Linked DNA regions of Mus musculus: region 1 is linked to region 2. The links are chromatin loops, found by intact Hi-C in ENCODE. Cell type or tissue: heart. All regions are shown on one strand. Each heading gives the region's core, and the rest is flanking DNA. Links, peaks and the distances in the headings are about the cores only.

Region 1 (15,649 bases), core at 3,158-11,157, 57 kb before region 2:
ACGTAGCCCTGACTTGCCTCACACTCATAGTAATTCCCCTGCTTGTGCTTCCTGAGTGCCGAGATTGGAGGTACGTATTACCATGGCCAGCCTTCAAGTAGTATTTTAAACTTGGTTTCCTTCTGATGAGGGTGAGAAGGTAAACACTTTACTGTATATTGAAATAGATCCTACAGAGGCCTAAAAGTGGAGGTCACCTGTTTTTAAATATCCCTTTAGATTAGAGTCTAATCATAATCTCTCAGACATCCACTTTTGTGCTTTAAGTTTTGCCATGGAAATTTTAAGGCTCGGTGTCTTTAATAAAAAGCTTCAGTTTTTCAGTTCCCCCTAAAACATGATGAAATTCTCCCATAATAAAAGGGAAGTGCTCCAGAGACTATGACAGCCTGGACAGCACAGGACTGAACCAGCACAGGGCTGAACATGGGGGGCGGGGGGGGGGTCCTAAAGCTAAAAGGAGAAGTAGACAGGCGTCCCCAGTCCTAACCTGATGCAATCTCCAATTGATAATCACTTGCAAATGAAGACTTAGTTTTCTCCAGGGGAGCCTCTGGGGGGAATGAACCACTGTTCATGGCAGGCTACATGCCCAGCATGGCAGGCTACAAGTCCAGCATGGCAGGCTACAAGCCCAGCATGGCAGGCTACATGCCCAGCAGGAGATGCCCACAGAGAAGGAACTCAGGGTCAGCTCTGCAAGCCCCTTGTCTCAAAATTCATGTCAGGGCTATTCCTCTTTTAATTATCCTATTTTAAAATTTTTTTTTGTTTAATATATATCTCTCTTCTCTCTTCTTACCTTATAGGTCCTTTGCATATAAATTATAGCTTCCAGTTTAATGTTTTTTTATGGGATTCCTGAGTGTGTTGTGTAAATGAATGGGGCTCTGCTTCTTGTGCCTTATCTTGGGCTCTTTTCCTTCTCTTTGTTTTGCCTGATTCCCGTGGCTTAGTTTTTGTTTTTATCTGATTGTATTATATTAATTTTATTATTATCTCACAGAAACCTGTTTGTTTTCTAATGAGAGACAGAAAGGAGGTAGATCCAGATGGGAGAGGAGCTAAGGAGAAGCTGGGAGGAGTAGTGGGAGGAGTAGAGGGAGAAGTTAGAAGGAGGAGGAGGAGCTGGGAGGAGTAGTGGGAGGAGCTGGGAGGAGTAGAGGGAGGAGCTAGAAGGAGGAGGAGGAGCTGGGAGGAGTCGTGGGAGGAGCTGGGAGAAGGAATAGAGGGAAGGGACACCATAATCAGGATATGGTATGTGGAAAAAAAAATCTATTTTCAATAAAAAGGGAAAGGGGGACATGTTCAAACTCTTGGATGAGAGGCAGCCTGATTGACACACTGAGTTACTCTCCATGACACAGTGAGGGTGGGATCACATCCCTGCCGTCAATGGCTCTGACATGAATCTGTTGATCTGTCACCAAGTTACCCAGCTGTGAGTAGGTCTTCTGTCATACAAATATGATTGAATTGTTATACATTACTATGGGAAAGGGAAACCTCCAGACTCACTCTCCATGAAATTATCTACTAGCAGTCATTGTAGACCTTTCTGCCAAGCTCTGAGAGTCCCCAGGACAATGATGGGCAGTCCTGGCAGAGCTCAGCATAGCAAGGCAAACTCTTCAGTGACACAGGGGGAGCTAGACTGAACCCAGTTCTCTAGGTCACACCCTTCAAAGGCTCCAGATAGAGCCTTCTCCAGCTCCCACTCCCAACACTGCTTAGACCCCACCAGGAAGGGGAATACTTGTCTCTGGTCATGGTGTATACCTTGGCTATCAGTTACCCAGTAATGGTTTTTCCTTAGTTCTTGGCTTCTCAAAGGGAGGAATTTGAGTTAGAGACACAGATATGAAGCACAAGACTGTTTAGCAGAGCAAAGTGATAGTCCACTTTAGAGAGATTAGAGCAGTCAGACCCTAACCCTGGGGAGCAAGCTTGTGTGTTGTGTATTTACAAGAAGTTCTTTTTTGTTTGTTTGTTTTTGTTTTTTGGTTTTGTTTTGTTTTTTGAGACAGGGTTTCTCTGTATAGCCCTGGCTGTCCTGGAACTCACTTTGTAGACCAGGCTGGCCTCGAACTCAGAAATCCGGCCTGCCTCTGCCTCCCGAGTGCTGGGATTAAAGACGTGCGCCACCACACCTGGTTTACAAGAAGTCCTTTACTTATTTACTTGTGTTACATTATTTTATGTGCAACGCACACATGCACACATGACCCTTCCAGAGTCACTTCTCTTTCTCTGTCCTACCTTCCTCGGGATCAAACTCAAGTCATCAGGCTTGGTAGCAGGCACCTTTATGGGCTGAGCTACTTCTCTGGCCCCAAAAGAAGTTCCATGACTATTTATAAGTCAGGTGGCATATTCACAGGGTAAGATAATCCTATCTCCTCCCAAACCATGGTAGACTAGATCTTCCATTTAAGGTACTTCTTCCCATAATTCTCTTGAAAAGTCTCAAAACCACAAAGCAAATCATATTATCCAACTTTTGAGGTCCCTGGCGAATGGGAAGCATCTGTTGACTGTGTTTCTGATAGAGAAGGAATAGCCTAACTGTAATTTCAAGGATGGTTAACCATAGGGGGCATCCTGACTGACAGGAAGATACAATTTCCTTGGCTCCCTCACATCTGACTTCCTACCTAACCAGAAGACATAAATACCAGACTTTCAGCATCTTTACTTGGTTTCCTCTCATCTAATTTCTTACCTACTGGCTCTCAGTGTCATTCCTATATCCGTCATTAACATTCAGTGTGATGTGTGACAGTATTTGTGGTAATAATGTCCGTATTTGTCTATTGAATAATTGACCAGGTCGGCTGCATAAGGGAGCGCTTTAGTCATTCTGAGCAGATGCACTAAGACCTGAGGAAAGACACTGGCTGTGGGGTGCAGTGGCGTGGTATGAATGGAGAAGCTACTCTGGGGATGAGCGGAGAGGGAGAGGATGTAGGGGACAGACTGAGAGTAGTCTTCATATCTGCTGCATGTGGCCACAGCCGTTTGTGTGGGCTCTGAGTGGTACCAGCCACAAGTATCACCTCCGCTTTCCTGTGATCAGCCAAGCCTCTGCAGTTGTCTCTACACAGCCTCTTCCTCCTGGTGAGGGGAAGAATAGAGTAGCTACACACAGCCTTCTGAGTTGGTACTGGATAGTAGCACCCTCTGTGCTCCAAGAAAGGTGTGTAGGAAGAAGACCCTGGGAGTGGAGGGATGGGAGCTTGCTTTGGACTTTTGTGGCCTTTGAGATACCTTTGGGACTTCTGGGCCAGGCTGAGGTACCTGGCTGGCGGCTGCTGAAGCTCCTAGAATTTAGAATTAGGAAAGAAGATCTGCATGCAGTGTCATCTAGGCCATGTTCAAAGCAGGGCCGTGAGAGCCCAGGGGACAAGAGCAATATAGGAATCTACTCCGCAGAGCCCGAAGACTCTGAAGCGCTCCGAGTGGGCCTGGGATGCAAAGGCGCCTACCCCTGTGCTGTCTTTCTTTGTCAAGTTCAAAAACAGGCATGCTGCAAAAAATACAGGAAGGCTATTCCAAGCCGCGTGCAGGAGTGATTATAGTGATTAGCAGGAAGGCACGATTTTGCAACAATTACTCATAATTTTTCTTGTAATGTGTTCCTGAGACTAGATCTCACACTCTGTCCCAGCTAGCATGGAATGTGCTGGGTGGTCCTGATTGGCCATGGACTTGTTACATTACAATCCCCCTACCTCCTCCGAGGTTGCTAGAGTCAGTCAAACCTACTAAGCACTTAGTTACTAAGCACTTCTGCTCCAAACCCTTCCTCCTCCCCCAACTCCAGCTCTGGGCAGCCTCCCTGCAGTCCAGCCTCCCCCAGAGGGCTCTTCTAACCTGACACTAGAGGGCAGAAGAGAATTGCCCAGCACAGCTTCATGCTTCCTGCTTCTCGCAGCGTTGCTCTAGCAATGGGGAGCTCGGTCGGTTACCTCTCTAGTGTTTCACATCCTTCCAATAACTTTTTTTTTTAATATATATATATTTTTTTTTATTAGGTATTTTCCTCGTTTACATTTTCAATGCTATCCCAAAGGTCCCCCATACCCACCCCCCCAATCCCCTACCCACCCACTCCCCCTTTTTGGCCCTGGCGTTCCCCTGTACTGGGGCATATAAAGTTTGCAAGTCCAATGGGCTCTCTTTGCAGTGATGGCCGACCAAGACTTGGAGTTTGTTCTCAGAGCCTGGTCCACTCCATGCTCCTGGGGTCCAGTTACTCAAGGCTTGTCTCTAGCCTTAGCTGTTTCCAAAACACTGCCTCTGCTTTCCTGGAGCCTTTTGCCTTGGGCAACCAAGCTGCCTGCACCTGCTCACTCACCTCTTTAAAAATAGCTCCAGGGCTTTCTTGTGCTGACTAGACAGTGGTTGTTACACTGTGTCAGGATTGAAAAGATACACTTAGTAAGTCTCACACTTCACAAGTACGTTTGCCAAAAGTTTGCAAAAGGATTGGGTGTAACGCCGTTTTGTTTTGTAAATTAGAACATTATTCGGAAAGGGCCCCTTGCCTCCCTAAGGAGCCAGAAGCATCCTAACACAGGCGGAAACAGGCAAGTACTAAAAACAGCTGCAGCCTAATTAATTAATTGCAGTTTCCTGTGGTTGGTTTGTTTTTCTTTTTCTTTTTTTTCCTCTTTCTCAGAGAAGGTTTGGAAGTCTCTGGAAACACACAGGAAAGGTTTTTCCTTCCAATTTTTATTTCTTCTTTTTCAAAGAACAGGACGGAGGCAAATGAGCCTTGTATTACATCCCTCTTTTAAAATAAAAAAAACCATCCTCAAGCTCATAGAAAATATTCGAGAGAAAAGGCAGTGAATGAATCCTACCATTCATCAAAGCCCTCCCTCCCCTCGGGACTCAGGGAAGAAGAAAGACCCAGAGGCAGATGGAGGACTCCTAAGTCTTCCAGACGCAAACAGGACTGATAAGCATGTGAACTCACAGAGACTGTGGCAGCATGTGGACCTGCCTAAGTCAAGCCAGACAGGGTCCCAGCGCTGAAGGGCACTCATCTTAACCAAGAAGCTGGCTCCAATTGATGCATGCTTGCAAAGGAGTCTCACCAGATATACAAATGACAGTTACGGGGAGGCCCAGTGCCCAGCAGTAGATGGCCAACTCAGAATGTTTCCTGTTCTCTCTCTCTCTCTCTCTCTCTCTCTCTCTCTCTCTCTCTCGTCTGTTTTGGTTTTGCTTGTTTATTTTCTGAAGAGAGAAAGAAGGCATGAAGCTGGATGGATGAGGAGGTTGCATCCTATCACAGTCTTATCATAAATGCCATTGCTCTGTGTGTGTGTGTTGCTCTATCATCTATGGCATATGCCTTTGAGACTGGGTTTCTCACTGAATCTGGAGCTAGGCTGGTGACTAGAAAGGGCCAGCATTCCTCCAGTCTCCATGTCCATTAGTGTGGGGTGACAGGCACCCTATAGCCTTGCCTTTTATATAGATTATGGGACTTGAACTTGAGTCCTCATGCCTGTGTACCGAGCACTTCTGCCCACAGAGCCTTCTCCACACCCCATCATTGCTTAATGAAAGAAGACAATGTTGATAATCTCTTCCCCTGGCTGGGGATATAGCTCAGCATTTTTCACAAACTAGGTAAGGGATGGGGGTCTTCCATCCTTAGTCCTCGTCTTCAAGTTAAATTGGCAGTTGCCAATGTGCCACACCAGCTGGCCACGCCCAGTTGGCTGTTATTTCCCTGGTGGTGGTAGCCTGAATATGCACATGGAGTTGTCAGTGAGATTCTGCTTTTGGGGATCAGCTGTCCAGAGCCAAGAGGTTGGCTCCCTGCACTCTCTGAGCACTTCTCCCCCACAAGATTTCCTAGTTTTTTCGGTGGCTGATTTCATCTGGAATCAGTTGGGATTCCACCATCCTCCCCCTATTTTCTAGGGGAAACCTTGCCTGGCTTGCCTCTTCCTCTCTTTGTAATGTTAAATAAACAAGAGTGTGCACTTGCTTTTTAAAAATAGTATTCCTTAAATTGTGACGAAATAAGCACAACAAAATTCCACCATCTTTCCCGCATCCATTGTCTTCTTGCACAACTTAAAAAACATCGGCTTCCTATTTTCTCCTCACCCAGCCTCTGCCCCAACAGTGCCACCTTCTGTCCCTGAGACTCTGACCACCAATGGGACCCTGGCTAGGGTGTGACATAGCATTTTGTGCTGAGCAGAAGAGGGACCCTGGGCTTGATTCCCAACAACCCCAAACCAAAATTAAAAACTTCTTAGAACCACATGTAACTGCAGCCATGCGATACTTTACAGACAGACCTTAAGGTCCTCGTAGTGTGTACAACTTTGACCTCCAGGTTCCTTTCTAAGGCTAACAGCATCCCGGTCTATGGACCATCTGTTCTTCATCTATCTGTGGATCACACCCATCTACAGCTTTTGCATTTAATGTGACCTCTTTGACATTTTAATGTGGGTTTCTTGCCATTATAGAACCTGATATTATTAAGCCCCCTCCCTTATTTCTGTTTTATCTCTGTGCATGCCTTATTGAATCTCCTGGAGTTGAATATGCTAAAATTAGAAATTAACAAGAACAAGAACAAGATATTAAAGAGTTGGGCATTGTGACAAAGTTCTGGCCTTGCAAACCTGGTGATCTGAGTTCAGTTCCCCAGACCCACAGTGAAAGGCAGGAACCTCCTCTACCTATGGAGGTTGTCCCCTAACCTCCATAGACATGCATGGTGTGGCAAGAGCATCTGTCTATGCATACGTGATGTGATGTGATGTGTGTGTGTGTGTGTGTGTGTGTAGTTTCTGTGGGTGTGAGTGTGCTGTGTGTTTTAATAATCACAGACCATTAGAATTAAAAATTCAAGTGTTTTCATTTTTTTTCCAGTCTGAAATGATTATGTCTCTATGTAACCTCCACCCCACCACCCCCTTTGAAAACCTCTGCCAGGCTGGGGAAATGATTCTGTGGATAAAATACTTGCCCAACAAGCGTGAAGATCAGCGTATAGATCCCCAGTGCCCCTGTAAAGCCATGTGGGTGTGGAGGATCCGGTTCCAGAGCTCTGCAGGTGGAAAGAGGAGCTCCCCAGGGAAGGCTGACCAGCTAGACTGGGTGAGCCTTCCAGCTCTAGGTATGTTGAGAGACCCTGCTTCACTCTGTAACTGAGAAAGACAGTAATGGAGGAAGACATTGGATGTGAGCCTTGGCACTCCACCTACACACATGCACTGATACACACATGCACTGATACACACATGCACTGACATACACACATACATGCAAATGTCGTACACAGCCATCTGGGCTGTGGGGGTGTCTCTTCACCCGAAGGGGGAAGTTATGAGCTCCTGAGCTCCTGTTACCCAACCCCATTCTTTAGAAACACAGTCATAACTCCTTATCTGGCTGCCGATGTCCAAGAGTGGCCTTTGAGATTGCATCGCCACAAGGAAGTGAGGTGCCTTACCAAAAGAAACCAGCACAAAGTTCAGGCCTCTTACTCAAGAAAAGCAGTGTGGTTAGTCCACTGGAGCCTGGAGCCTTGACTGCAGCTCATGCTGAAGGTCTGTGTGTGTTTCACCAGCTCACAGCACTGCTGGAATCGGGGCTCCCCCAGTTTGGGGATCTGAGCTGAGGGCCAGACAGGAGCCTCACTGGGTGTGGGGGGAATACGGTGCAGATTTGTCTGGGACACAGGTTACTACCACATCCTTTGTAAGTTGTGTCTGGCATAATGGACGCAGATTGAATTTTCCTTCAGCTGCTTTGTGCTGGAATAACACAGACCAACTGGCCTCATGTGTACTTATGCCTTGTTATATTTATAACAACAGCTTGTCTGGTCCTTGTAAACCCTGTGAACTAGGTACCATTGTTGTTCCCATTTTACAGACAAGGGAACTGAGGCATACAGAGAGGTCACATAACCTGCCCAGAGCTAGAAATTTCCAGCAAGTGCTGGTGGCCCTAGGATCTATGCACTTTCTTTCGGACCGCAGTGCCCCTCTGCGGAGCACAGAGGCAGCCTAACTTCAACTGTCCAGTGACTCGTCGACTCAAGGGTGGCTTCCTTTCCAAGTTGCTTCAAGTGTTTCTCTTTTACTATTCAAAATTAGATCTTCACCTTTCAGCAAGAGTGTCTTGTTGAGAGACATGTAATTTGTTTTCTTTCGGGAGCCTGAGTACATGACTCTATCTGCCAGGTCACCGATTTTAGATGCAGTTTAATTCTGACAGCTCCAAAGTCTTGTCCTGCCTTGTTACAGTGCCTATTCTAGCTCTCAAGGCCACTGTGTCCTTCTTGTTCATAAATTGAAGAGTTTCTACTTAAAGAAAAGAGGTTGGGACTCTTAGCAGCTTTAAAACTGTGGCACCAGAGTTCCGAATCTTCTTCCTCAGTAACAAACACTATGATAAAACTATTAATCCATCCCTGAATAATTTATATGTTTATCTATGAATATAAATAATTTATAAATATGATGAACTGCAAATAAAAATCTCAGCTTAGAGGGAGGGTTGGTTAAAGCTTAACAGAGTCTCAACTCAATCTAGAAGAAGAATGCAGCCAAGACATGTCTGCAGAAGAACAGGGAGGATGATTTTCAATTGTATTGTAGCTGCTAGGCTCTGCTCAGTCTCTCCTGCCTTTATTCAGATATTTTTGGTGGGCCCTTTGCGGCTTCTGGGATGAAGTTCGAGCTCCTGGGCATGAGGATCTGTAAAAAGAGCCGCCTAACAGTATCTAAGGGAGTCACAGAAGCAGCCAAATGCTTACATCTCTGCATGTACCTAGGGCAGCCTGCTATTTATCCCACATTTCCTTTTGGCCGCTGTATGCAGACATTGTCAGTCATAACTTGTTCAGAAACTGAGACACCAGGCTCTGGAAGTAGCCCAGGGCAACGGCAGCCTTCTGGGCTTGAACAATGGCAGCTGCCTGAAAAGGTGCCAGAGCTCCCCCAAGAGCCCCCAAGGCCTACAGAAGCTCACATCCAAACTGATCATGTGACATTGGATTTGTTGACAGACCTCACCACCACCACCACCTCGCCACCCCTCCCCCACTCTCTCACCTGAGTGTTATCAGGTCCCTACTCTGTCTGGCCCTCCCAGCTGTCCCATGCTGTTAGTTAGCATTAACTCAGAAAGTAACCGCAGAACAGGACTCCCAAGCCTGACTGCCAAACTCTATGAGGAAGTTTGAGGGCACCCCGGAGTCTCTGTTAGGGTGCTGGACTGAATGCTCAGCCGCTGTTCTCCAGTCAGGCCTTGCCTGAGGTGCCAGGAAGCTAAGCCAAAATGTCCGACTCCTCACTCCAATCCTCTATCAGCCTGCTCCGTGAAATCACATCCTTAACTTCCACGGCCTTGCGGAAGGCTTGGGAAATCTCAGTTCTCAGCTCTCTACCCTAAGCCACCCCTTGCTGGGTTCTCAGCGAGTTGCTGGCTTTCTGTCTCTTCCTGACAACAGCTTTGCTTTGGAGTTCATACTCCACGTAGGGTAGAACAGCAGATGTAAATGAGGTCTTTTGCCTCTCCACCCTCTCCAATATAGTTATGTCTAGCCATGGCTGTGCAGGACCCTGGCACCTCTGTAGAGACTAGGGAGTCAATGTCCTCCCACACTGTGGGTATTTGGAAGTAAATGTGGCTCTCCTCTATATCAGGGGTTCTCAACTGAAGCCATATCTAGAGACAGTCTGGGTTGCTGTACTGAGATGGATGGAGCTGCTAACAACAACAACAAGTCTTTTGACCATCAAATGTCAGTAAGGTTGACCTTGGGAAAGCCAGGTCTCCCCTTATGCTGACCTCCCCAGAGTTCAACACCCATACAACATGGCTGTGCTCCTGGAGCAGGACGCCTGGGAGGGGTGCCTCAGACTCTAAATAGCTGCAGTTAGACAAGATGGTCAGAGGAGATCCTCCATTTGGAAACCCTCCTGTGGGCTCGGGGCCACGCCCTTCCATTATGCAAAGGCAGCTGCCCCAGTGAGCCGGGCAGGCATAAAGGTGACGTGGTCAGGAGTAGCTATTTGATCTCCAGTTTTTCCAGAATTTCCACTCCCGTGCCAAGCATGCCTCTCCAGATGCGGTTCCCTGTCCAAGAGCTCAGGAGGCTCACCTAGAGCCGTCATCTTCCAATGGTGAAGTGATTCCCCTCTGCGCCAAGTCTCCTCCACAGACATCCAGTTCACAGGAGCCGGAAAGGTACAAGTTAATGAGTTTTCTGTAGTCTGGTGGTTTTGACTCGCCTGAACTATAATTTCAGGGCCAGAGTGCAAGAGGAATCCTTATGGAGTTGACTGTGGGCCTGCGCTCATAGGAATCTGCTGAAGTGGGCTCAGTCTGTTTTCCTTTGGGGGTAGATTTTAGGGATGCTATTTTAGGTGTGAGAACCTTCAGCTGAAGGCTACACACATATCTTACTTTTCTGTAAACCCTTGACTCCATCTTCAGGACCCTTGAAGCTCCTTGGTTGCTATGGATACCCTGTAAAGTCAGATTATAAATGAGCTCCTCCATCTCCCGTGCTTCCTCTCTGAGAAGGGCACTTACCAATCTCATGTGTAGCCTGGTTGACTTCTACATAGCTCGGGTAGGAAAGATTTCCTCTGTGACCTGGATTTTTAAGGAGAGTCTACATATTTTCTAGATTGTTAAGCTCCTAGGCAGGCAAACTAAATAGGACTTGGACAAACACGTATTACTTCTTCTTTTTTTTTTTCCTTTCTGTTTTGAGATAGTTGTTTTTTATTCCAGCTACAAGTTTTTAATTTACTTCTTGTCCTTGGGTAGTCTATTATCTGATGAACACAACCCTGGGCAGAAAAGCTTGTCTTCCCATGCCACCGTTCGCTGGGGCTGAAATACCTTGAGTGGACTATTCTTTGAGCAGAGATAGCTGCTTTTTCCTCTGCCATCAAGTTGACCTAATGGGCTTTATTTTAGAGCCCGTGTCTATATGGCAGAGGAATACATAGGAGAGTTTAGTAAGGCTTTTTTTCAATACTTTGAGAAAAGCATTGGTTGGTATTTGCAGTACATTGTGTCCATGAAAAGCAGAACTGGCTTTCCCTGGAGGTGTTTATTAGATGTTTGGGTCTTACAGTGAAAGGGACGTATTTCTGTGATAGCGCTGGCCTGGCTTCAGGGGCCACCAGTCCTGAAGGATGGCTTGGAAGAGCACACTTCGCTTCCCACACACTTTGGGGGGTGGTGAACTTGGAGTGAAATGGTTTAGAAATTATATCCAGTGGCTCCTCCGTCATCCCATGCAACTTGATGGACTTGATAGTGCTCCCCAGAAAGGATTCTCCTTCCCAGTACTGGCAATGCAGTGACCCGCTGGCCAGTTCAGATCCCTGACAACTCTTCCATTTCTGACCTTCTGCCCCTCTCCCTGCCCCAACCCCATTCAAGTAGAGCCTTTCTCAGACCTGGTAGCTCCTGTGTCTGTGGCTTTCCTCTGTGGGCTCGCGCTCTCTGTCAATCTTCCCTACAATCCCAGCTCTGTCTTTTCTTACTCTCAGCTTTCAAACAGACTCAAGTCTCTTTCATCCTTAAGAAACTACGGAACCGGGGACTGGGGAAACGGCTCCGCAGTTAAGAGCACTGGCTGCTCTTGCAGAAGACATGGGTTTGATCCCCAGCACCTATATGGTGGCTCACAGCCATCCATAATTCCAGTGTCAGGATATATGACACCCTCTTCTGGCTTCTGCAAGCGACAGGGACACATGTAGTCCATAGCCATCCACATAGCCAATATACCTACATAAAATACATTTTAGAAAACCCTCCCTCTAGCCCTGCCTCTCTCCCAGGCTTCAGTCCTAGGCTCTAACAGCAGACCGTGGTAATCATTGTTTTTCTATTTGCAGATTAAAGGCTTTCTCAACTTTGTTCTCTCTGCTTCCAGGAGACACCTCTGTTTTCGGTTTAACTACCCCTTCTCTGCCTTGGCTTGTTCCTTAGCCATTAAATGTGGGAGTTCCAAATTACTCGTTCTCATTTCATCACTGGCCAGTCACTGTCGTCACCTTTGACTGGCTGGTGCTTTGTGCTAACGTATAAAAGTTTCTGTTCCCTCTTCCTGAGAGAGAGAGAGAGAGAGAGAGAGAGAGAGAGAGAGAGAGAGAACAACAGAACAAAATATTTAAAGATCAAGGAACTGGATGGACATGGTGACTCACATCTGTAATCCCAGCTCTGCGGTGCCTAAGGCAGAATGATTTCCACAAGTTCAAAGCCAGCATAAGCCAGGTAGTTGCAGGCCAGTCCCCTAGGCTACAGAGTGATACCATGTCTGAAGAAAAAGGGAAAAAAGAACCTAAGAGTTCACAATAACCTATGAAAAACCTCCCTTTTATTAGGAAAACATCCATTTGTCCATCTGTCCTTCTGTCCACCTACATATCAACTATGAAGTGACTTGATGTTCTGTAGGGTCTCAAACTCAGGTTTCTGCATCAGATGCATGAAAGAAGGGATGAAAGGGAGGAGGCCGTGACTACTCCCAAGGTCCAGGGAAGATTTATGTTATAGATACAAGGGAGAGCATGGCCAGAGGCAGAGACACCTGGGAGAGTCCGGAGTGAGCAGGACCCTGAGGCTGACCATGTGAGAGAGAGGGGAGAAGGGAAGGGAGAAGCTGGAGCCTGGGAAGGTAAACAGCAGACAAAAAGGGCTAGGTAACCAACATGGCTGGATCATCTAGCAAAGGGCAGCTCTAGGAGGGCAGCCCAGTCCCTGGGCTGGGGAAGTTTAGAGTAAGGGGCAGGGTATGCCAGCTACACCCTGTAACACATAGGGACTGAGGGATGCTGGGAGATCCTGGCAGCCTGGTCCACTTTGATATGTGAAATAGGCATCTTAGCCATTTATCCTAGGTTTGAGACCTAACATGTTCCAAACAATGAAAAGATGAAGCCGTTAACCGAGGAACCCACGGCAGCCTGGTTGGGGGAGGGGCTAAATTAACACTGAGGCACAGGGCAGCCTGAGCTTGCATGAAGCCCAGCCCAGGAGCTGGTTGGCACGCTAGCAGCCAGCTTGCTGTGGTTCTCTAGCTCTTCAGTTCTAGAATCATCTGTCCACTGGAGATGCCAGGAGCATGGGTCGTAGGCTAAGTGTACTTTAGTCTGTGGGGTGCTGGCTTGGGGTACTACTCATTTCAGACAGCACGTGGAAGGAGCCCATTCTCCCATTCAATGGTACTACTAGCAATGTCCCTAGTATTCATGGGAGATTTAGCTTCCACTCTTACCATAGTATGTTCACTGCCATGCCAACAGCTTTAGATGGGTAGTGGGTTATGTTGGGGACCCTATGTCTGGTGGGGTGACAATCTGTAAGAGGTGAAGAATGAAACTCAGCCCAGTACCATCTTTGCAGGTGCTGGGTGATACATAGCCTTCCAGACACTGAAGGTTTACATTTCTTATACATTTAAGGACTTGTGACCTGTGACCTTTATGATAAGAATGAATTCTATTGGCTGATAGACAGAACTCAAGCCTGGAGCCTAGAGGACGGATCTGTGACAAGCTTAGGGATAGATTTATTGGCGAAGGATGCAAAGTATATGGGGTGTCTTTCATAGGGATGGATTCCTATTGACTGTAGGATCCGGTCCTAGTGATGCTCAGGAAGTTGGGGGGATTCAGGCAGAGGCTGAGAGTCACCAAGTTGATGGACCACTTTCCCAGGTGACTAGGCGTCATTCATTTCCTTCCGATGAAGAATATAGGCCCGCGTGATTGACAGTCCTGGGTTCTCCAGTGCCTTTTCTAAGCTGTGCTTTCTACAGGTTTACTGGTTCAAGTTAAGTTCAGGGAGATAGTCAAGGGCTCACTGAGTCTGATGAATGACTGCTCCCAAGTGAGGTCCTTTGGGTGTCTGGCATGAGTTACCTCTGTGTTGGGGGCACCTCTGTGCCATACAGCATGTTGGGCTTGTGCCATGATAAGATATTCAGGACTTACAGCAGGATCTGGATTTGAAACCTGGCTCCCCATGTCTGTGGACCAGTCAAACCCCTTGTATATAATAGTAACTTTTATTCTTCTGTATTTATTGTCATCTCCAAGGCTTACTGCCTCATTCTGGTAACCTAGGCCTAGTCCTGGAAGCTTCTAGTCTCCGTATAATCTAATCTAGGCCTAGAATGTTTTCTACCTCTGGGATTTTACTGCTGAATAAACTCACTCTTTCTTGTTGTTTCTGAACTTGGACTAGCTGGCTTAACTCAGCTGTTCTGGCTCAAACCCGTCTCCAAACTGACTGACTCAATCTGGCTTCTCTTTTAGCTCTGCTTGCCTCAGACTAACTCTAGCAATCTGTTTTAATCTTCTGGCTCCCTCTCATCCTCTGGCTCGTTCTATCTTCACCTGTGTCTAGCTTGTTCTCTCTGCACCCTGTCTCTGTAAAACTCTCCCAGTAAAACTGCCTCCTTCCCTCTCTCTGCACTGGAGTTGGGCATGTCCTATTGTTCTCTGATTTGTCACTCTGTCACACAATTTAGATATCACTTTCAAACATGGTGCTTACCTCTCCAAACCAACTTTACCTTCATTGTTAAAGGTGAATGCTAAGGACATGTCTGTATTCTAGCCAGAGGGATTAAAGGTGTGTGCTAAAGGCTGAGCCACACCATAACTAGAAACAGGTATTTTCAGTAAGTAAAACAGTCTTGGGGTTCCCGGTGTGATTAGATATCCTGCAGCACTTCAGTAAACCTCAGTGTTTTGCGAACGGAAGGCGTCACACCAAGCCTGGGTGATGGCCTAAACCCCAGTTATCATAGTATATAGTCCCAGCTATGGCTTCTAGGGAATTGTCTAAGGATCCAAACAAAGCAAGAACATATATGTAGACCCATTGTGTGTGCAAGCCATTGGAGGTGTTTGTTCTATTGCCCATTGTCGATGGGGCTGGTGATTCATGTCTGTGAAAAAGAAACACCAGGGTTGTGATGGTGAGAAATTATTTTAAGTTGGTTACCTGATTAATGGGAGCGGAGAGCCACCGTGCCTTGCCTTTGCCTCTTTCTGTGGTCACCCTGCAGCCCAAACCACAGAGGAAGACAAAGCTAGGGAGCCTAGCAACAGATGCCAGGGAGACAGAGTAAACGGGGCTTGGGTGGAGCCCCAGTCTGGCTCACTCTGTGGCTGAGCTGTGATACTTATGGCCCTCCAACAATGCAGGCTATTGTTTTTACCGTTTGTTCTGTTCTCGGAGTTCTTTATTAGGTTCCTGAGCATGATCTTGTGCACCTGAGAACTCATGTTGAGACTCCAGACATTTGTTTTTCTCTGAGATCACAGAGGACACACCCACACCATACACACAGACACATACCAATCCCCCCACATACATTACACACACATACACCACACGCAGATACAACATACACACCCACACAATACACTCAGATGTACATCATTTCATACATACATGCCATGTACACATATACCACACACACACATACCACACACACATACATTACACACACCAGTCACACATGCATACACCATACACATATATACATACCTCATACACACAACACACACACAAATACAACATGTACATATACAACACACATATAACACACACATAT
Region 2 (15,649 bases), core at 2,906-10,905:
TCGAAGGGGAAGCGCCTGTGGTTCTCGAGCAGTAAGGCGCTTTTCATGTTTCCCATCATGCCTCACTGTGTGCTGCATGACCCAGGGGTGTTTGCTGGATGGTGACTGATGTCACAGGAGGAAACACTGTCTGTGTTTTCCTTTGTGATAAAGGTCATGGATGATGGAATCAGGAAATTTTCGCTTGTTAATTCAGTGTCCTCCTGACTCGTTGGTTTGTTCTAAGGTCAGGGGGAGACTGGCCTTAGCTGGGCATTGTCTGCTTCAATCCCCGAGACACCCGAGTAACATAGTGAGTAGTGAATTTCTGGACCTGAGAAAAGGAAACTGGGTTGGGGGGGACTAGACAGACCCTCAGGGTTGCTGTGACAGTGCTGATCCCACTTTGCAGGACTTACCACTGTCCCTGCACACCCTTGAGACAGCTGGTAGTTGCGTGTGTAGTAACCTCATCTTGACGCTCTGGGAGGAGTTTCCAGCCATCTTAGTCCAAATCTAGGAGGATTGTTTCTAACAGGAAGTAGAGACGAGCCCTGCCATGCATGTTCTCTTCTTCATGGCGGCACCCCTGTGTGGGCCTGTCCTAACAGTCTTCACTGGTCAGTGAGGTGGGGGTGGGATTCAAACTCAGAGCCTTCTGGTTCACATTAGCTCCCCATTGGCCACCCTGACTCCTAGGCATAGGTGACACAGGATGCCAGGCAACATGAGTGCGTCTCTTCCAAGGGGTCATGTCAGGCCAGCTAGTCAGAGAGCTGTTCTAAGGATCCTTAAGTGGGAGGAACAACATGCCATAGTCCCTGTGTCTCTGTATGTCCCACACCTGTGGGCAAACTTGTCTTTCTCAGGTGAAGAACTGTGATTGGTTAGGATGCCTCTGCAGGCCTGACCACGCTGGCCACAGCCTTTAAAACACCCGGTGCATTTTTTTAACCCTCAGTGACTGCTGGGCATGAAGATGACGTGAGGAATCTGCAATCATGGTCTAGCTGCTAACTTTCAGGAAGGTCAAATGAGGTCAGCTAGTCTGAGAAGGGTCCTCACCCAGGAGTCCTGGGCTGACAGGAAGCAGCAGGAGGCATAGTCTGTCACTACCGTGGCTAGTGAACGGCCAGTCATTTGTCCATTCACTCAGCAAGCCTGTCTAGAGTGCACTGGGCTTCATCTGCTCAGTGGAGAGTCACTGGAAACTGACTAGATGCGTGCCCTGCTCACTGGGGCTGGCTCTCTGGTGGGAAGACAGACAGACACAGACAGACTGAGAGCTTGTACTTGAAATAGGATCAGAAGCACCTTTGACGATCCAGAGTCATTGGTTCCAATGAAGATGATGCTTGCTGGCCTCTCAGCCCAGAGGTCAGTCCAGCATCTGTCCCAGGGCGCGTGGCTGAATACGAACTGTTAGAGGCTACAGCCTGGTGGCTGTCATCTTCCTTAATCAGAAGCTAGAAAGACTGAATGGCCAGGAAGACAGGTCCACATCCAGAAAACAGGTCCTCCCTGGAAAGGTGACAAAGAAGCAAGACCTTCCCTGCCAGCTTCCATCCTTACTCATTTCTGAGCTGGGATGCAGGCAGCTCGGGATCTCAAAAACTGCCACTACATATCCAGCAGGCAGTTTGGTGAACACATAAGATGTGGTACCTACCCAAGTAGGATGATGCTTGGTGTTTTCCTGCATCTCTACCCTGTGCAATTGTTTCTTATCTTTGATAGATGTTTACCTGAGCATGTGGCAGACATGGGCTTCTTTTCCAAGCCTGGTTTGTCCTCTAACCCTAACCTCTTTTTCCTTTCTGCTATGTGTGTGGCTAACCCCCACACTGACTGAAGTGTGATCTTGGTGGCTTTTGATCTTTTTGCCTCTTTGCTGACCCTGTTCCTTTGTTTCTATCTGTGCATCCTGTGGTGGCTCGGTGACAGCCCTCAGAATATGGCAGCCACCTCAACTCCAGCTCCCGGGCCTCTTCTAGGGCCAGCTCTGCAAGGGCCAGTCCTGTGGTAAGTATGCTTCCTGCCCTGCTGCCCTTCCACTTCCTTCCTTCTTCCCCTCCACTTCCCTGTTCTTTTCCTCTTGCCCCTACCCCTTATCCTTCTGTGCCTTAGAAATGACCACTGTCTTTGAAAACCAGCAAAAGATAAAGCTAGAAGCCTCTCGTTTTATTTCAGGTCTGGGATTGGGAAATGGTTTTGAGTTTAGAAGATGCTCTTGGGGGTAAGGGTATAGTCTCAAGGACTATAACAGAAGGGAAGTTATTCGTGATGCTCAGAAATGAGGCTTGAGAGGGAGAGTCCATGCTGGGCTGTAGCATACATAGACTGTGGCTACAGGTGTACATGTACTATTTTTTACAATTTAAAATTTTGGAGGCTTAACTCCGGAATTTAGCATGGCCTTTAAAGTAATGAGGTTATCAGATCAGACCCTGACAAGTTTTAAAGTACAAGCCTGGAAGTGTCTTGCTGTTCTCATTACTGCTTAGGTTACCTGGTGTCACATTTGCTCGAAAACTGCTTAGAAAGTGTCACTGGGACCCTTCTCTCCTATCTGTGGCTCACCACATGCCAGACATGGCAGAAGGAACCAAGGCCAAAGAACACAGTTCGTCACCCGATCGGTGGCTTCCTTTGAGGCTACTTTAACATTATCTAACCAAGGAATTATTTTGTGTATGGTTGTGGGATGTGTGGGGAGATATCTGCTATCTTGCTCTATTGCTGTTAACATAAATATTTTGGGACAGAGCTTCTCACCAGGCCTGGTTCTTGCTGATTTTCTGGCTAGTCAGCAAGTACCCGGAATACTCCTACATGGATGCTGGAATTACAGCTGTATACCACAAAGCCAGCTGCTGCCTCTACTGCTGCCGCTTCCTCCTCCTACTCTTCTTCCCCCACCCTCCTCCTCTTCCTCCTCCTCCTGCTCCTCCTCCTCTTCCTCTTCTTCCTCCTCTTCTTCCCTCTTCCTCCTCTCTCTCCTCTTCCTCTTTCTTCTCTTCTTCCTCCTCTTCTTCTTCCTTCTCCTCGTCCCTCTTCTTCTTTTTAAAATGTGTTGCTAGAGATTAAACTCAGGTCCTCATCATGCCTCATAGCAAATACTTTACCAACTGAGCCACCTCCCCAGCCCCTTGGTTTTTTTCTTCTATCCCCAAATGGCCTTGAATTCACTATATAGTTGAAGATATCTTTGAATTCCTATCCCGACTGCTTCCACATCCCAAGTGCTGAGGCTACAGGTGTATCATATGCACCACACCTGACCAGACAGTTTTGGCTGTGGTAGGGAGACACACCCAGGCTATAGCATCAGTGTGGGTGGAGGGAGGCCCACATTTTGAAAGCCATGAGTGGAAAGTGCAGACAGTCCAGGCCAATCTCTTTTGCTGGGCTCAGACATAAATACATAGTTTAGAACTCAGTTCCTGAACACTATACTGCCCAGGATTGGTTCCTGCATCCCAGAATGCAGCAGACCCAAGATACAGCACTTGCATAGATGAGCTCATTGGATTTGTTTTAGTGTAGAATCCTCTTTCTTGTGCGTAATAGTCAACTGTACACTTGAGGAATAAGTGGAGTGTTTGCAATCAAAAGAAGTTTGTAGCTTTACTTTCAAAGATTCTTAACAACACCTCCTCCACCCCACCCCACCCCACCCCACCCCACCCCGCTGCCCCAGCAATGACTGTCTGGGGTGGCTGATTTGTCATCACTAGGCGTGGCCCTTGGATTTATTTAAGTATCAAGATGAGGTCATGATGTGGGAATGTTCATGGTTTCTGTGACTGGAAAGACTGAAGTCAGATTCGGATCCTTTTGTTGTGTGTGCACTTTCCAGATCTGTGGAAAATTTACACACATGAAACAAGTTTGGCTGTTATTTCCTCACAGAGGCATGCATTGTATGTCTTGGTCTCTGCAGCCTGTGAGGCAAGAGAAGTGATCTCTGTGATGTGGGGAACTGGAGGTGTGGTCATACTTTCCCTTCTGTGCTACTGTGAGAAATGCATCAATCCAGCAGAGCTCTGTATTCCCTCCGGTGAAGGCTGCTAAGTCTGTTGCAGAGATAATCAGTAGATGTCCCCCCTCCCCTTCTCCAGTCACCTGTTTGTTTATTTGTTGCCCTAAAGATCTTTCGATCATTATTTCTGTTGTCATTTAGTGAGCAAAGGTCAGCGCAAAGATGTGTGGAAAACTGGCTGGCCTCCCAACTCAACCTGGCACCTCACAACAGCCAGGTACCTCCACACTAACTGGGGAGCCTCCTGGGTATGGTTCTCAGGTGCAGTGACCCCTCTGCAAATGCAGGGCAGCCTCCAGGAAATTCTTCAGTCAGTGGGAGGGTCACTAGCCTTTGCCAGGTCCCTCTCCCAGGCCTGCTCCTGACTACTCCTCCCTCTCAGGCAGGAAGACCCACAAGTCTGAACAGGAGCTTCTGGGTTTCTTCCCACCAGCAAAGCTGGACATGCTTCATTGACACTTTGTTAAAAGCCGATCCAAATTGCACACCCACCTTCCCAGTGCATACATAGCCCTGGGACACAGAAAAGCATTATGTTAATGCTGGACCTGAATCTTAGAAACAACAGGGCTGATTCTATTCTTTCTTTATGCTTTTTTAGGCACCAAGATGCTGGGTTTGTCACCCTCTGTCCTTGGAACAAACAAGGATACAGTGACCTCTCCATCCTGGCCTCTGTGGGAGACCCATGCAGTAGGATGTGCAGCAAGGCAGGGGTTAAAAGATGGAGTTAACACCACGTCACAGCTCCTGCTCCTGACTTGGGGCAAGTAGGCAGAAATAAACTCCTTCAGATGAAGTAGCCCCCTGAAAGGCATATGTTTTTGCTTGGTTTGAGCTGCCCCAGCCATAATAGGACATAGTTTTTGGTGTCCATATTGGTTCTTGGAAAATACCCCCGGCTTAGTATTTCACCAGGAGTAATTACCAGGAGCCAAAGACAGAAGAAAATGCAAAAGTCAGCTGCAGCCCTCAAGGCTTTGCATCTTGCATCTGTCAGACAGGAAGTGAGGCAGTGCTACACACTGGGGGCAGGGTGGTGCAACCGAAGAGTAAAAGTCACCAAACAAAGGAAGTGATGGTTCATTCCCCTTTAAAAACGTGAATATACCTCTGTGTCCATAGGCTACTGCAAGGGCTAAGACTAAAGGTTTGGGGCTCCCAATGATACAATTCTTAGGAGAGCCAAGATGCATCAGCCCGAATGTAAGTGGCAGGGGACGGAGTTCCACCTCATTCCAGCACCACTCCCCACTCCACTCCCATTCTTCTGTAACTCCGTCCCCACCTCCACTTAGCCTTTCCATCCTAATTAGTGTTAACTGTCAGCACAGCCTAGAATCACCTGAAACCAGAGTCTCAATGGAGTAATTGTCTTTACCATGTTGGTCTGTAAAAGATGATTTTAATTGCTGTAGGGGGTGCTGCCTACTGTAGGCGATACCATCCCTAGACAGTCCTGGGTTTTATAAAAAAGCTAGCCATGGTTCCTACCTCCAAGTTCCTGCCCTGGTGCCCCCTCTATGGCAGACTGTGTCCTGGGGGGTGCAAGCCAGATAAAGCTTTTCCTTCCCAAGTTGCTTTTGGTTGGAAAGCCACAGAAAGAAATGTAGGAAGTGCACACATGCGCGCGCACCCCCCCCCCATATTTTTCTCATGTTAATTGAGCACCTAGAATAGTCTGGTCATGAGTCAACAGTGTTAGGCAATGCAAACCTGCCCTCGCCCTTCATGGGATACACAGACTGGGCTAGAAGATGTTCATCAAATAAATAACATAAACATCAGTTGCACCTGCACGAGCCATGAGGGCAGGTGCGTGGAGAGAGGCAGAAGCTGGGGTTAGAGGATCTAGGCTTGAACCACAGCCAAGCAGAGCCAGGTGACACCTAGGGCATCCTCCTCATCTAAGCCCTACAGCCCACTGGAATCCAAGAGAGCTTCCACAGATCTGAAGCATCCTTCAGGAATGTCTCGGGTGGAGCCAGGACTTGCTGTCTTGTGTACTCATAGAAAAGTGCTGAGCTAGCTGTCTGCCCATTCGAATTTGAAAACAAAGACACCCCCACCCCCCCACCCCCCACCCCCGCCCCCGTGATTCATGTTGTCTAAAGAGGCAAGGCAGGGTCCAGGTGGAGAGCAAGCTTGCACCTATGGGTACGAGATTGGATCTAAAACCTATGGTCCACCAAGTATGGTGGCTCATAATGGTAATCCCAATACTAGAGAGGCTGAGAAAGGTGAAGCCTGATTTCAAGGCTACCTTGGGCAACGCAGTGAATCTCAGGCTACTCTCAATCCCGTAAACTCTGTCTTAAAAATAGAATTAGGGCCAGTGTGATGGCTTAGTGGGTAAAGGTACTTACTGTCACGCCTGATGAGTCTGAACCCAAAGTCTCACATAGAAGGGGAGACCAAGCCCCACTAGTTGCCCTCTGACCCCTCCCCAACATGTGTCATGTCATGCACACATACCCCAAATAAATAATACACAATAAAACCAAAAATCCCCACTCCAACAGTAAGCCCCACTGTTACCTGCATTCGAAGGGAATTGGTCCTTAAAACCGGTGCTCCCTGAGCAGGGTTTGCTGTGTCCCTTGTTTTGAGAGGGTCGTTGCAATGGGAGCCTGTTTGCTTTCCAGGGTCTTGCTGTGGCCCACCTGGGAGCTGGGACCATGAGGCTAGGTTCTCTCATACCCAGCTCTTTCTTGGGTCTCTCTACCTTCTAATGGTGACATGCAAGCTGATGTTTAAAATGTCATCATGTGATTCTCATCAGAAACCCACTGAGATGGTGCGGACTGGACTCACTGTGCTACCGTCTTCCTGTAGAGGACTTGGTTTTAGAAGGGAAGGAGTCTTTGCTCCCATTGAAGTTTCTTAGAAGGGACTTGTTTTTAGGAGGAAAAAAAAATTTAGAGGAAGAAAATTGAGACTAGTTCTTGCTCTGGGGCCAAGCATGGCCTCAGAGTCAAACCTTTCTTCCCCAACCTCTCACATGTTAGAATTACAGGCATGTGCCACCATGCCTGGTAAATTTTAGATGTCTTTGAATACACTTAGTGGCAATGATAAAAGACTGTGCCATCTGGAATCCTGTTAGTGGGGCATTACTCTCAACTGCGGAGAACTGGGGAATGGTGATAGAACAACTCAGTGGGTCACAAGAGTCCTATGACTTGCTTGTCCCTTGTGCCTGCTGTGGCCAACAGCAGCCCTTGAGCTCCACCCTTCTGTGGCCACCTTTGGTGGCCTTGTCTCCATGGCAGCCTTCACACCGGTCACGGAACAGCCGTGAATGTGTGCTGTCTGTTATTTTCAGAGGGGCAGTGACATGCTCAGAGTGAAGCATTCCGTCTGGGTTACTTATCTGTCCCTTTGTGTCTGGGGCTTTCTGAAAAGGGTACAGCTGTCTGCTTTCTGGGCCTGACCTGAGGCCAACCTAACCATAGACAGACCAGGCTAGACCGCCATCTAGTGGAGCCAGCGGGAATAGCAGACCTGTTGGGGCCCTTTGGGGCCCCTGGCTGTTTCAAAAAGGCTGACAAATAGATGCACTTTGTCAATTTGAAGACAAAACTAGATGCACTATATGCTGAAGGGTACATTTCATGTATCTGTGTTGAGAGCAGGAACACAGTTTTAGATTTTTCTCCACATGGTCTCTATATCCCCACCCCAAGTTTTCGTATTCTGCATTAACTATCTATGTTAGAGCAAAGACTTTAAAAAAAAAAAAAACTATGGGACATACAAACTATATTTTTCTCTCTATTGGCTTTTTTTGAGGCCTCCACATGCACACACGTGCTCCCAAACATGAACATGCATACACGAATACATACCCAAGGAGAGGGGAGCAGGGCTCTTCCATTCTGTAAATGCATACACATGTTCACAGTTGTGAACATTCATACATGTGCACACCCCCAAGGAAAATGGAGCAGGGCTCTTTAACTCTGCAGACAGTGAGATATGACTGTCTCAATCGGGGCCTGCCTTAGCATCCCCAGATTGTACAGTTAGGCCAGTGTGAACTTCACACCTGCTAATAACCCCACACATGAGCAGTGGCTAGCTGTGACTCCACTGGTCTGTGCAGCAGGGCCCCTGAGTCCTTGCCATGTGCTAGTTAGACTTGGGACACACCTAGAAAAGAAACGGGCATCGGAGGTGCCCACTGGTCTTGTGTTTGGTGACCATTTTCACTTGCTATTCATGTTGTCTGTGCTCTGTAACCTCAGAGCATGGTGGTTACCATTGTAAACCTGCACAGGTATCCACAGAGTCCCAGGCCACTCATATCTGTGAGTCTGAGATGCAGTGTCACTCCTCTTTTGGTGAAAACTCTTGGGGTCAAAGCTAAGAACTTCTGAACTTGGCATTAAGAGGGCAGCAGGTTCTGATGGTGTTTCAGCATGGTGCCTGCGTGACTGACTTCCCAGAGGCCCAGGAATGGAACTTGGTCTCATAGTAGATGTTGAGCAAAGGAAGGGATAGTCCTTAAGTCAGACTCAGCCTCTGTCCCCAAGACACCCTCTACCCCAGGTGTGTACATCCCTTGGGACCCAGCACCAATGCACACTGCTCTCAGCCTCCTAGACTGCTCCAAGTCCCACTGAGGCTTCTATCTGAGGGAAGGAAGGGCCCCAGAGAGGCAGGAAAGATGGGGAGAGCCAGAGTTTAATAAGAGTTTCTCTTTTTACTTTTTAAATTATAGCACAAGCTAGCGTTTCTTGATTTGTGCAGTTGGTTTGGACTTTTTGTTGTTGTTATTGTTGTTGTTGTTGTTGTTGTTGTTGTGTTTCTTTTGTTTTTTAGCATCAATCTCCAGATCAATACAGGTCTTTGAAATGATCATAGGAGTTGTAATTCAGTGCTTTGTAATATTTGACAGCTGTCCATTTCCCCCACAGGTAGAAGAAAGACCAGACAAAGACTTTGCTGAGAAGGTAAGGATTTCTGTAAGCCTCTGCCTTAGCTTAGTTGTGAAACGAGATGGTCTTGGGTGAGGCTGACAGGAACCCAGTTACTTGGTGCTTAATAAAGTAATCGAATGACAGAGGCTACTAAGAGGGCCACACAACATGATGTTATATCCCCAAAGGAGTCCATCATGAGTTGAAATATGAGGGACAGCGAAGAGCTCATGGCTAACCAGACACCAGTGAGACAGCTCCGAATGAACCCTCTTTATCACTAGCCAGAAGTCCAGTAGAGAAACTGAGTTTAAAAAAGGGTGCTCTGGGGCCAGAGAAATGGCTCAGTGGATAAAGTGATTGCTGCACAAAAGTGACAGCTTGAGTTCAAATCCCCAGCCCACATGTAAAAAGCCGGTGTGTTCACACGGACCTGTAGCCCCAATACTGCAGCTGGCCATCTAGCTCACCGTGCCTCACACACATGCTCATACACAAACATGATCACCTGTGGAAGCTAACATTGACAGAAAAGGTTCTGAGATGTTCAACCCGTTGGTAATTTTGGTTTTACCTAATCACATCTGATCTTCACCCCATTCCAGGGCTCCCGTAACATGCCTAGCCTGTCTGCAGCCACACTGGCATCTCTGGGTGGGACTTCCTCCCGGAGAGGGAGTGGAGATACCTCCATCTCCATGGACACCGAAGCATCCATCAGGGAAATCAAGGTAAAACACTGGGCTCACGTGTGACTTGACAGAACCCCTTGGACAATTAGTTTTGGATTTACAGAGACTTCATTTGTGAGGTTCAAGATCAGTCCCATCTCCTCAGCCTGCCTAAAACATGGTTTGTTCTCCTAACACTGGAGCGAGCTCAGGCAGCATCCCTGGGAGTCCTCCTCCAGCCATCATGCCGTGCTCTCCAGAGGCCGTGCCATCTTTCAACCCATGCTAGCATGTGGATATTTGCTTTTCATTAGACACTGGAGCATTCTGGTCCCCTATCCCCACATCCTTGTTCCAGGACCACAGAAATTGCCCATCCTCTAGCATCTTTTCCCCTTGCCTGGAGAGTATGCCCTCCCCTCTGTCTGTAGCATGCCTTCGGTAGACTCCATCACTGGATTTTAATGATGGTTTTTCTCTTAGCATAACGCAGGCATTATTCTCTGTTAAACCTTTGACACTGAGACTGGTGCCATGTGTTTGACGAGCTCCTCTGTATATTGGAAAGACACACAGCCCAGCGCCGTTTGTTAATTATTAGTACTACGTGTACTGTTAGGTAACTTGTGCAACTGTGTCCCAAACAGGGAAGGATTGAGGGCAGGTGACCAGAATGTTGTGTCCTTCAGAGAACAGAGTCAAGTCAAACAGAGGGTGTGAGAGGCCTGGATTTGTTTGGCTAATTTTGTGGGAGAGCTTCCTCATACTCAGGTCTGGCTCACAGGGACCCAGCTCCACTGGCGGTGACATTTGCCAGGAGGACAGAAGAGGGCCTGGAGCAGCTGCTGGTGTTCGACCTAAACTGCAGCTCCTGTGTTTTAGGAGGATATGGATTTTTTGTTTTGTCTGCTCCCCTAAAATACCGTGTACCAGACCTGAACATCCTCAGCTAACAGCACTGTTGTTTTCTCGATGGGCTGGAAGGGGGAGGGGGGAGGGGAGGGAATCGTTGCAATCCCATTTAGACTCTGCTCTTGGGCATGAATACTGTTCATTTGCCTGGCAGGTGTTTGCCAGGAGATTAGCTCAAGGCAGATACTCTCCCCGGGTACCAGGCACATGGAGAGAAGCAGGGTGGATATTGAGGTCTCTGTAACTGGGATGTGCTGGCCTCTGCCCCCAGAAGCTCACTGTCAGAGTTCTTTTGGTTAGTTGATGTTTAAGGTTTATTATTGTAATTGTGTGTGTGTGTGTGTGTGTGTGTGTGTGTGTGTGTGTGTGTGTATTTGTGCCACTTGTGTGCTGCCAAGGTCAGAGGAGGGTAAAAAGATCCCTTGAAGCTGGAGTCACAGGTGGTCACAGAGCCATCTGACTCGAGTGTTGGGAAGCAGGAAGAGCAGCAGGCTCTCGGAAGCACTGAGCCACCTGTCCAAGCTCCGCCCCCACTTGCCTGTTTTTTTTTTTTTTTTTAAGACTTATTTATTTTATGTGTATGGGGGTTTGCCTTCATGTGTGCCTGTGTACCACATGCACACCAGGTTCCCACAGAGACCAGAAAAGGGTATCAGATCTCCTAGAACTGCACTTGCGAACAATTTTGAGTCTCCATGTGGATGTTGGTAATTGAACCCAGGTCCTCTGCAAGAACAAGCCCTCTTCACCCATGAGCCATTTCTCCAGCCCCAACATTTTGCCCATTTTTTAAAAATGTATAAACAGTGCAAGAGACACCTAAATTTTATAACAATGTGTAAAAACATGTGAATTACATAAATTGTAATGTGTATAACACTGAAACTTATTTTTGCTTTTCTTTAACACCTAATAAAATACAGAAGGAACCATGCCTCCTACTGCCAATATGATGAACCCAGACATAAGAAAGCTACAGGGCTGTGTATGTGTGTGTGTGTGTGTGTGTGTGTGTGTGTGTGCGCGTGTGCGCTCTGCCAGTTCTCTCCTTTGATGTTGTTTGCCTTTTGTGCATTTCCTTCAGGAACTTAATGAGTTAAAGGACCAGATTCAGGATGTAGAAGGCAAATACATGCAGGGACTGAAAGAGATGAAGGTACCAGTTTGTGCAAGTGTGAGCCCATGACACTAACCCACCTTAACTTTAAAAAGCCTCACAGAGGTCCCATGAGCATGCTCACTGTGAAGGGCACCGGCTATGGAAAGTGTAGGGTCATGGGAATTCTAACATGGCATGCATCTGTCCCTGTCTTCCAAATGCAGTTTCTGGACACAGTGAGTCCCCAGTGGAGAAGGTGACAGACTCAGCCACCTGATATGGGATGATCCTTAACACCCTCCCACTAGGCTTAAAGCCAATGTCTCACTTTGAAAGCACAGCAGACAGACACTAGAGAGTTTTGCTTCTCTTTGCTCTCCACGGTTCTCACATACAAGTATCCTCCCAGTTTGCTGTGCTGAGCTCACTAGAGCCGCCCTAACGTACGTGCTTCCGAAGCATCCGGGTTACTGCATGCTGCCAACGTTTACTTAGGGGAACAGCATCGGAAGGTGTACGTGTGTGTGCACTACTCTCAGACTGTGAAGGACGTCGCCATGCCAAAAGGAAATGTCCTGTCCCTGTTCCTTAACAACGCTGAGGTGAACAGGTGCCACAGGGAAGCTGGTGCCAAGGCACACAGCAGCCACATCCAGGAGAAGCTCAAGACAAGTCTAGGATCGAGCAGTAAATACAGATCAGTTCCTTCTTTCTCGTCTTCTCAGAAAGGGCCCAAGAAGTCATCCAAACTCCATGGCAACATACACCAGACAGACAGGTGGCATAAGTCACATACTAATTCATCGTGTTCATAATCTAATTTCTAATATAATTTCTAGATAATAGAAAAATGAAGACCCTGGCCTTTCACTCACCTAAAAATGGAACCACAAATCAACTGGGAGCCAATGATACCACTTTGGGTTGTCATGGTGTATACCCATAGGTGGGACCAGTGCTGGAGTCCACAGGGCCTCTTCACAGCTCTGACCCTTGAGTTGGCAATCTCTTTCTTAGACTCTGCATAGTTCAAGCTGGTGACTGCCCCCTCTTGCTCTCCTGGCTTCACTCTCCTGACATTTAAATTTTAGAGCCTGCAAGAGTGAGAGCCAAGTTTGGGCACTGCCAATATTATCTTTACAGCCTCTTTCCCACGGCTGTCCTTTCAAACAAATGACCTTGGTCATTCCAGGAACTACCCAGTAAGACCTGTGCACCTTGTTTTATTTCCCATGAGTCAGAAATCTGAAAGGATCACAGCTCCTTTCCTGGCTCCCAAGCCTGAACCCAGCCCAGCAGTGGCTTGTGGCAGGGTTTTATTTCCATCAGTAACTGGCTCCTTCACATTGAGTAATGACTTCAGAAACCCACTGAGCTGCTATGGCCTGTGGTGGGAAGATTCTGGCTGCTGAATCAGTCGCTGGCTCTGCTGCCTTCCCAAGCAACCCCCGTGCCCCACATGCTTCCTTGTCTTAACAAGAAAAGACATTGTTGTCTTAGTTACTCCTATTGCCAACAAAGGCAACTTAATGGAGGAGGGGTTTGGGCTCACAGTTCAAAGATCCAGTCCATCGTGGCAGGGATGCCCTGGTCACAGTGCCTGTGCAGTTAGCAAGCAGAGAACAAGACGTATAGGTGTTCCCCTTCTCCTTCCTATGCAAGCCAAGATTCCTGCCTAGGGATAGCCTGCATTTAGGGTGGGTCTTCCAGGCTCAATTAACATAGTCAACAGGCAAGCCATAGGCTATACTTGTTCTTCCCCAACAGCTAAAAGGTCTTTGTCCCAAGGATGGGACAGTGTCTTCTCAATGGAAAGAGACTTGGTCTCCTTTGGCAATTTTGAAACACCATCCTGGTTTCTGCAGGACTCGCTGGCCGAAGTTGAGGAGAAGTACAAGAAAGCTATGGTCTCCAACGCCCAGCTAGACAATGAGAAGACCAACTTCATGTACCAGGTGGACACACTGAAGGACATGCTGCTGGAGCTGGAAGAGCAGCTGGCCGAGTCTCAGCGGCAATACGAGGAGAAGAACAAGGTAAGCATCACCCGCCTGCTGTGCTCATGAATGTAGGGGGACTGTATAAATACTGTGTGCATTACATTTTTAAGGGATTTTTATTTTTGTTAATTATGGCGGGGGGGGGGGCAGAGGTAGTATGTGCATGAGTACTCTGGCTTGTGGAAGCCAGAGGAAGGTGTTGGATCCCCGGGAGCTGGAGTTAGAGAAGTGGTTCTCAACCTGTGAGTCACGACCCTTCCACAGGGGTCACGGATTACACGTCCTATGTATCAGATATTTACACTATGATTCCTAACTGTAGCAAAAGTACAGTTATAAAGTGGCTGTAAAAATAATTTTATGATTAGGGGGTCACCACAACATGAGGAAACTGCACTAAGGTTCACAGCATTAGGAAGGTGAAGAACCCACTGGGTTACAGGCGGTGGTGAGCTTCCTGACATGGGTGCTGGAAACCAAACTCAGGTCAAATACCATGAGAACAATATTTGGGCTTAAAAGCCGAGCCATCTCTCTCCAGCCTGTGTTTATGGGTTTTTTTTTTTTTTTTTTTTTAAAGCAGTGATTCCCCACTTGTCTGGAAAGCCCAGAGATGGAGAGTTAGAACACTGTGCATTTGTCATACGTGTGGTAGCAATGCCTGTGATCCCAGCATGTAGGAAGCTGAGGTAGCTTGGGCTCCATAACAAGGCTCTGTCATCAAACAAAACAAAGCAACCCCAGAGGTGGGGGAGATAATTTTTGCTGCATAGCGGAGTTCAGGCATCAGCATCTCTGGAGGCACCTGCTTGTAATCCCGGTGCTGTGGAGGCAGAGATGGGGGATTGATCTCTGGTCTTTACCAGGTAGCCAGGTTAGCTTAATCGGCTAGCTCCTGACTCGAAAGGCCAAGGTGAGGTTAGAAAGATGGCCCAGGGCTTACAAATGCATACTGTCACGTAGGGGCCCATGTTTGGTTCCAAGAACTCATGTCAGATGGATCACCAGTGCCTGTAACCCCAGCTCCTGGAGATCTGATGGCTGTGGCCTCCACAGGCATCCACACACATGTGCACAGATCCACACACGTACACATAATTAAACAATAATGAAATAAACCTTGAAAAGGAAAATAGTCTAGATAAATAGCTCCTAAGAAATGATACCCAATCCAAAGTGAACTTCTGGCTTCCATATACCTGTGCACATAGTGTATGGACACATATATGCAAACACACAAATAGGCGCATATATATGTGTGTGTGTGTGTGTGTGTGTGTGTGTATACACACACATATACACATATATACATATACATACATATGCATATATATGCTTATAAAACTCAGAAATCTGTGCTCTTGAAATGTCAGTATGCATAGTTTCAATGTGCACACTATTTATTTGCATGAAAATAAACCACCATGAAAAGACATGTATTTAAAAGAACAGACATGCTTAAATAATGCACAAGTAGGTGCTTCCAGAATTTCATGCTAAAATCCATTTCCTGCCTTTGATTTTATGTCAGCTTCCTAGGGTATTAATTACAAACAACGAAGATTTTAGACAAGTCATATGTTATTCCTACTCATTTGGAAAAGGTAGTTAGTTATTCTGTTTCGATACTCACACCTTCTAAGCCCAGAAAAGGGCAGCTTTATATGCACTTCAGGATCCACTGGGACTCACAAGACAGGAGCGGTTTTGCTCTTACACACTCCCAGCCTTCAGCCCAGCCGTGAGGATCACAGCAGACCCCTAGAAAAAGACCGAAGGCTGTATCTTAGCCAGAGAGGACCTGGGAAACATTCATCACCTGCACGCTCACAGATTCATCTTAGAGGACACTGTCCTGCTGTCCTCTGTGGAGGTGTTTGTCCTCTGTGTGAGTTTGTGTTATTGCATGCCTTGGAAACATCAGTGACATAGAAAAGGCATGTTTGTCCCGAACAAAGTGTGGCTCATGAGAACATGAGCCCCGAGACAGAAATATGCCACCGAGCTGCACCCTCAGCGTCGTT

The links. Peaks named below come from ENCODE experiments on the same cell type or tissue, not always from the same donor. Only the 100,000 strongest peaks of a DNase experiment are listed, where the experiment ranks them.
Region 1: it touches region 2 in a loop (3-fold over the local background); 20 of 42 quality-filtered maps call a loop at or near these places.

The regions. Positions count from the first base shown.
Region 1 is chr1:91,034,341-91,049,989 of GRCm38, forward strand. It overlaps a transcript of Lrrfip1 not described here. Among named protein-coding and RNA genes, the nearest start is that of Lrrfip1, 11 kb to the right of the region's middle. In heart, for the core only: CTCF peaks have their summits at 3,880 (motif pointing right) and 6,172 (motif pointing left); DNase peaks (open chromatin) are centred at 3,831 and 9,190; H3K4me3 peaks cover 195 bases; H3K27ac peaks cover 4,977 bases.
Region 2 is chr1:91,091,637-91,107,285 of GRCm38, forward strand. It overlaps Lrrfip1 (leucine rich repeat (in FLII) interacting protein 1), which reads left to right. Exons shown (of 25, transcript NM_001310732.1): 11 at 1-31; 12 at 1,924-2,001; 13 at 8,941-8,976; 14 at 9,549-9,674; 15 at 11,611-11,682; 16 at 13,491-13,661. Among named protein-coding and RNA genes, the nearest start is that of Rbm44, 46 kb to the right of the region's middle. In heart, for the core only: a CTCF peak has its summit at 7,507 (motif pointing left); DNase peaks (open chromatin) are centred at 5,005 and 7,365; H3K27ac peaks cover 3,257 bases.